Linked DNA regions of Homo sapiens: region 2 is linked to region 1. The links are chromatin contacts, found by Hi-C or POLR2A ChIA-PET in ENCODE. All regions are on one chromosome and are shown on one strand. The core of a region is the stretch at or near the end of the contact, and the rest is flanking DNA. Distances in the headings are between cores, read along the strand shown.

Region 1 (3,581 bases), core at 675-3,174:
GGGCTGGGAGCCAGGCACTTCAGATACAGCCGGTGTGTCCCTAATCATACTGGTCCTCTGCCTCGCCTCCTGTGCATCAGCTGAAGCCCTGGATTCCTGGACTAGCCCTGGGAAGTCTTTCATGATGAATCTGACCTGAAGCCAATCTCTTTTGTCTTTTGTGCTGCTTCTCCTGGCAGAATGTCTATGTAGCACAGCCATGTGTGGGAGCCTCAAGGAGGCTCAACTTGTCGCCCCACCTCACCAGCGAGCTCTTCTAGAGTGCACAGGGGCAGTAGCTACAGAGCGCTCAGCACATGCACCCTGGGCTGTTTGCAACTGCCAGCCTTTTTTGCAGCTTGGAGGCCACTTCCTCTCCGTCTAACTCTTCCAACCTCCCTCCCCTGCTCCAGGTCTCTTTTTGCCCCCCTCAGAATTTATTTCTACAGCATCTTCCCTAACCCCCATTAATCACTTGATTATTCTTCAAGGATGAACAATCTTTAGGGGTGTGGCGCAGACTCCCCCAAATCATTTTCCTTCTGCTGGGAAATAAACACAGCTGATTGTAGCTGTGCTACATCTTTGCTAAAAAATTCTCAATGGCTCCCAGGTGCCTCTAGGTAAATTCCAGCTCCTCAGTCTGTCAGTGAAGGTCCTACCCCCGCCTCCATCCCATTAGCCAGCAGACCTTCCTAGTCTTCCTTCCACCACTCCAACCAGCTCATGGGGCCCCTGAGTGCGATTCTCTCCTACTCTAGAGTGCAACCGCGCTTTCAGTTCCCAAACCCAAGTTATGCCTAACACGAATTGATTCAGCCCAAAGGTCACTTCCCTGGTTCTTCCTGGTGGAAAATTTTCCATCTTTTGAACCGTCATTGGCACTTTTGCTTCCTCACTTTCAGTCTGCTGTTCTGATTTTTTCTCGGTAAGTGTGAAGTCGAGGGCAGAATCTTTTAAAATCTGCACTTCCCCTCTGACTGACTCAGTAAATGTTTAGTTTCCTGTCCCTATCTGTAAAAGCCTTCTTCCCCATGAACTCAAGCCGTGTCTCCTTCATTAGACTGAAAATCTCCCAGAGCAGAGCGTCTCCAATTTAAGGATCATTCCAATCCTTTGGGGACTTTGTTAACATGCAGATTCTGACTCGGCAGGTCTGCAGAGGGGACTGAGACTGCATTTCTAACAAGCTGCCAGGTGACGCTGAAGCTGCCGGTGCCTGGACCACATTAGAGCAGCGGGGAGGCAATACCACCTGTTGATCAGGCGACAGCTCATGTCAGTGGAGTCTGGCTGGGCGCCCAGATGGATGAATGAAAGGATGAGAGGGTCGGTCCTGCCCCCCGGAGGAAGTGGAGGCCGCCCGGAGGTTGTCAGCGAGTCCGGCCAGCACACTTACCTATGGTGGAAACGACGGTGCCCACGAAGTAGAAGGCGCCGGTGAAGTCCCAGCGCGGGCGGACGTTGTCCACGCGGATGCCGGCCCGAGTGGCCTCCTCGTAGTGGCGGAGGAAGCCGCGCAGCTCGTCGCGGCTCAGGTTGTGGCCGCGGCTGAAGTTGGCCAGGCGCTCCTCCCAGCGCTGCTTGGCCTGGCGCTCGTGCGCCAGCTCCAGCGCGGAGAAGACGGCGGCGCCGCCCAGCAGGTAGAGCACGATGAGCGCGGCCAGCAGCAGAAAGCGCGCGTTGTCCTCGTTCAGGTGGCCCGGGCCCCAGCTGAAACCCCGGCCAGCCATGGCCGGGCCCCCGGGGGCAGCCCCCAGGCCCACGGCACCGGGCGTCGGCGGAGTCTCGCCCACACCCCCGGGAAATAAGGGCCCCGGCGCTCAGCCAGCTCCCGGGCGCCCCACCGCCGGCTCGCCCATGACCGCCGGGCTCTCCCGCAGGCCGCGAGGCTCCCCCGGCCGCCGCCTCGGTAGCTCCTGTGGCGCCAGCTCCCCACGTCCTCCTTGACTCCTAGTTTCAAATCCGCTTTGTCGCCGCCGTTCCCCTCCACTCCCCCTGCTCTCCTCGGAGTTCTCCTTAACGCTGAAGGTCCCGGGGAACGGGCGCAGAGTTCACGTCTGCTTGGCGCTGGGATGCGGGCGCAGTTTCCACCCCGGCTCCCTGTCCGGCTCAGATAGGGGAGGGGGCGTGGCGCGTCTTCAGGGCAAGCTCGAGCCAACTCGAGTTTCCCGCAAAGAGACGGTCGCGGGGCGGGGCGGGGCGGGGCGGGGCGGCGGGGGGGGGGCGCGGTCCGGAGGTCTGCGGGTAAGCAGAGCGCCGGGGTCCTGGGTCCTGGTTCCTTTGACTATCGCTTCGCAGGCCGCCGACGGCTAGGACACGGGTGTCAGTCTGCTGGCTTTGTAGGTGCCTCCCCAGGTAGATCGACGATGGTGCCTCCTAGTTGTGGTCGTGGTGTCGCGCTGAGCCTGTGGCCTCCCGAGTCTCCGAATCGGCTGCCGGGGCTTAGGGATGGAGGGGGTCCAGGGCGGGCGCACGGAGAGAGGGGCTGTGCTGAGCGGCGTCCGAGGGCTGCGGCGTCCGAGGGCTCCGACCTCCGGCCGGGCCCCAACGCTGCGCATCCGTTGGGCGGACGGGCTGGAGAGAGGAGACCAGAAAGGGAGGTTGGAACAGGGAGCAAAGGAAGTTAGGGGCTTCTCCCCCGGGCAGCCTCCCTCGCCTTGACCATGCCAGAGCGCCCTTGGTCTCTGGATCCTGCGCGGGGGCGTCCTCTGCGCCTACTAGTAGGCTCCGCCCGGACCAAGCGCGCACCGCGAGCCAGCCCCGCTTCCGGAGAGGAGGCCAAACACTGGGGGCTGGAAGGGCTCCGCGGCCAGGAGACCTTGACCTTGGAGCGTTCCATCTCTTCCCCCCGGGCTTGGCTGCCTAGTGCGTTCCAGAGTTTTGCCTGGACGCGGGGTCCGCGCAGAAGGCATCCCCCACCTCATGCAGAACAGTAGCAAGGCTCTCCAGCAAACCGCCGGGGCCCCCTCCCCGAGACCCCGCCTTGTAGCGGGCGCTGGCGCCGCTGCCGCGCTCAGATCTCACCTTCCGGGGAGCGCCCTCTCCGCGCCGCTCCGTCGGGACTGTTCCCGGGCCTCCTGGCAGCCGCGGCCCTGCCCTGCCAGCCGGCGCGCGGAGCACAGGTCCGCACCGCGCTCTGCCTTCTCAGGCGGGCGCGCTCCGACGCTGCAACAGGTAGAGCCGTGCGGCTGCCAGCTGCGGCGACTCCACCCTGTCGCCCGCCTCCTTGCGCGCGGGCCCGCCTCCTGCGCTGGTCTCCGCGGGTAGACGCTCGGCGTTCGAAGGGCCGACCCGGGGCTGCGGTGCTCCCACCAGGGCGCGCAGATCTGGGTAGTGGATGCAGAACCGGCTGGTGGGACGCTCAGCCGGTCCGCGTGGGCCCTCCGGGGCCGGGAGAGGGCGCTCTGCCCCCTCCAGACACATCCCGCCCCCGCCCGCGCACACAGCCCCGCGCGGCCCTCCGGAATCACCCGCCCGGGCGTGTGGGAGCGAATCTGTACGCGGAGAGGAATGGATACGTGGGCATCTTCCCACCTTCCGAGAGAGCGGTTTCAGGCGCAGAGCCCCACACACCGCCCTTACGCACCAGGAGCAGAGAC
Region 2 (3,505 bases), core at 135-2,634, 78 kb before region 1:
CTGCACTCCACCTGGGTGACAGAGCAAGGCTCCGTCCCCCCCCCCAAAAAACAAAACAAAACAAAAACCCAAGAGGGCATAAGGCTGGGCGTGGTGGCTCACACCTGTAATCCCAGCGCTTTGGGAGGCCGAGCCCAGCAGATCACTTGAGGTCAGGAGTTCGAGACCAGCCTGACCAACATGGTGAAATCTCGTCTCTACTAAAAATACCAAAATTAGCCAGGTGTGGTGGTGCACACCTATAATCCCAGCTACTCGGGAGGCTGAGGCAGGAGAATTGCTTGAACCCTGGAGGCAGAGGTTGCAGTGAGCCAAGATCGTGCCATTTCCCTCCAGCCTGGGCAACGAGAGCGAAACTCTATCTCAGAAACAAAACAAAGCAAAACAAAAAAACCCAAGAGGGCATAAGGATGCTTGGGCATGATGCATCTGTTCCTTACCTAAATCGCTTAGATGGTTTCAGGAATGCATGTATTTGTATGCATTTGTGTACTCATTAAATTGTCAAGTATGTGCAGACTATTGTATGTCAATTATAGTTCAAGAAAGCTGCAAGAAATAAGAGCTATGGTTTAAAACAAATAGCTCTGGTTATACTATCAAGCCTCAAACTGTGACGCCACTTTCTTGTGTGTGTTTGCATTGAAGGCAAACCCTCCTGGGAATGCAGTCAACCTTTGAGTCACTTCCTGAGGGACAGGCAAGTAATGGAGGAGGAAGGGCTGCTAGCAGGGTCCAGCTCTCTTGGTTTTGACCTGGGGAAGCTACAGTGTCCAGGAGAACCCCCATTTCCAGGGGATGGGGTGGCAGGTGGCGGAGTGACGCCCTTCCTTCTCATTCGCTATGGGTAGGAGCTTAAATTGGTCAGCTGAGAAACAACGTAACTTCCCCTAATGTGAGAGTGGGTGGCTGAGAGCTGTGGGGGGCTCAGGTCCCCTCTGCCACATGTTGCCTTTAAGTTGCCATCATTTACTTCCTTAATCTGAATTCTGCCAAAAGTAGCCAGAGGAATGATCATTAAAACATCCACTGCGCCCCGGGGAGACAATGACCTTTGCTGATTTATTTCTCATCAAGGAACTTAAAACTTACAGAAGTCACAGGCACATTTATCCGCAGTTCCCATCCAAATCCTTAACCCGCAAACTCTACGGGGCATGACTAATCTTCCTCAGATAATTCGGAGGGTACAGCAGGATCTTACAGGGAATCCTGTGGGATTTTCAAGGGCGCAACATTAAAATGAAATGGGTTTCAATTTATTTCCGTGCTTGTCCAGTTTTAGTACCAGATTTCTCTCTTTAGAGAGAGGGGACTCGTCTGGAAGGGATGATGACTCACAGTCCCCAGCCCTGCACCAATGTTGAACAGTTAATAGCACCATTCCTTTGTTCCCTCTTCCCCCAGTATCAAATTACTGCCTTGTAGTACGGTACGTTAAAATGTTCATGTTCATTGCTTCTCAATGGGTCTTCAAGAACCAGAATGTTTTTGATGCGTGGTAGGACTTCAAGAACCAGAAGAAATGAACAAGTCTCTTACATCTTTTATAGGTGAGAACAGGCACTGGGAGAATCCACCTCTTGAATTTAAGGAGCCTTGCATGATGGCTCAGAGGCTCTGAGGTGTGGTTTTTCTCCCTGTTCTTATAACCACACTCCAACATCGAACCCCAAAGCCAAGGGGCCTGTTTTAACCCTTACGTCTCCAGTCTCTTTCATGATAATTTGCCTGGTTCCCCTGAAATGGTGGGTCCTGCATCCCAAAATCTCAAATCTGACTACCTGCCATCTGCACAGTCACCCCACAGTCGAAGACCTCACTGCTGGTCTGGACCACTGTGCACGTTCCTAGCAGAATTTTTTTTTGTTTGTTTTTGAGACGTACTCTCGCTCTGTCACCCAGGCTGGAGGGCAGTGGTGTGATCTCGGGTCACTGCAACCTCCAGCTCCCAGGTTCAAGCGATTCTCATGGTTCAGCCTCCCGAGTAGGTGGGACTACAGGCGTGTGCCATGACGCCCGGCTAATTTTTGTATTTTTAGTGGAGATGGGATTTTGCCATGTTGCCCAAGCTGGTCTTGAACTCCTGGGCTCAAGCGATCCACCTGCCTCGGCCTCCCAAAGTGCTGGGATTACAGGTATGAGACACCGCACCCAGCCCCTATCGGATGTTTCTGCTTCTTTTCTTGCTCACGTACAACACTGTTTCCTCCCAGTGTCAGAGTAAATTGTTAATGTTTCATTATGAGAGTGATCATTTAAAAATATAAATTGGATCTCATCACTCCCTTGCTTAGAATCCTTCAACGGCACCACGCTGTACAAAAGGAAAGAACTCCACCTCCTCACTGCCTTACAGGGCCCCCGCATGCTCGAAGTCTTGCCTCACCCCCAGCCCCATTTCATCACACTCTCCCCCTTGCTCACTGTGCCTTAGCTATGCTGGCCCACCACAGGGCCTTTGCATCTGCTATTCTCTCTGCCTGGAATGCTCTTCCCCGATTCCTCATTCACACTGCTGGATGCAGGTCTCAGCTTCAATATCACTTCCCCAGACCCTTGGCCACCTGAAGAGTAGCCTGCCCCGCTCCCCAGCTGCATTCAATCATCACAGTCTGTGTTTGTTTGCTTTCAACATCACTTGCCCCATCTCAAATAACCTCTCATGTATTTATGCAATTTATGATAAAGTTAAAGCTCTGTGAGAGGACGGACCTCACCAGTTAGCATCTCCAGTGCTAACTGGATGTCTGAACCACACTGGTCCCATGTGATTCTATCCTTCTAGAGCCTTCTGAGCCCCACTGTGCCTGATTAACGGAACAAAACACTTTGTGCCTTGCTGACCTTGCTGACTTCCCCAGAGCCCCACTGTTGCCTTCTAGACACTGCCTGCCTCGATGTGTTTTTTTCTGGCCATACTCTTCCCCTGGCCATTTCTTCTGGGCCATATAACAGAAAATTAACCCCAGAAGCAACCTCTTACCAGCAGTCAAAGAGATGTCACTAGTGGGTATAGCACCAATCTGTGCAAATTGGAAAGAAACTCCCCTCTGAGAAGAAAAAGGCCCCATGGGTGCAGCTATGGAGTGCAGGCAGGGTGGGCTTACCCCTCAGCTGGGGGCCTTTGTGCAGTGCACACATCACACAGCCGTACATGGCATTTTTGAGATCTCAGAGATCCTATGTCAAGCCCCATTGAATGGATTTTTAGATTCCTTTCTGTAAGTCTCCCTTCTCTGACATTTTATATAAATTCTCAATTATCCATGGTAAATAGGGAATGCTGATATGAAAGCCAAAGACAACCTCCAAATCTCCCTTGAATAAATGTCACTACTTACTGAGTCCTAACTGTGTGACAGGTGCTGGGCTAAACACTTTAAGCACACTGTCACATTTTATCAACCATATGACATCAGCACATTGGGAGAAAGAAAAGTTACAGAATTCTGTAAGTAATATGATCCCATTAGGAAACCAAAATGGTAGTACATGTTTCAGT

Evidence for each region. Hi-C counts contacts between places; a loop is a spot of excess contacts on that map. ChIA-PET counts read pairs that join two places held with the same protein, here RNA polymerase II (POLR2A). Pooled maps may share reads with other maps.
Region 2: a loop to region 1 is called in a map of endothelial cell of umbilical vein, with 4 times the contacts of the local background. The contact joins the enhancer-like site here to the promoter of KCNK13 in region 1. A Hi-C loop is called at or near these places in 1 of 168 maps with a recorded cell type or tissue (endothelial cell of umbilical vein) and 1 of 50 pooled maps. POLR2A ChIA-PET finds 5 or more read pairs at or near these places in 1 of 52 experiments (BJ).

What each region holds. Positions count from the first base shown.
Region 1 is chr14:90,060,337-90,063,917 of GRCh38, reverse strand. KCNK13 (potassium two pore domain channel subfamily K member 13) reads right to left here and starts at 1,924. Exons shown (of 2, transcript NM_022054.4): 1 at 1,379-1,924. The coding sequence starts at 1,712. LOC124903406 reads right to left here. Exons shown (of 3, transcript XM_047432048.1): 2 at 3,007-3,516; 3 at 2,185-2,556. The coding sequence ends at 2,292. RefSeq lists enhancers at 1,982-2,481, 2,482-2,983 and a silencer at 3,232-3,581.
Region 2 is chr14:90,138,335-90,141,839 of GRCh38, reverse strand. The region is part of intron 1 of KCNK13 (potassium two pore domain channel subfamily K member 13); the gene reads right to left. Among named protein-coding and RNA genes, the nearest start is that of KCNK13, 78 kb to the right of the region's middle. Within about 2 kb of position 1,384, at least 3 of the 41 ENCODE cell types and tissues checked have a DNase peak (open chromatin) inside an H3K27ac peak, as active enhancers do; they include endothelial cell of umbilical vein, where a contact is called at or near this core.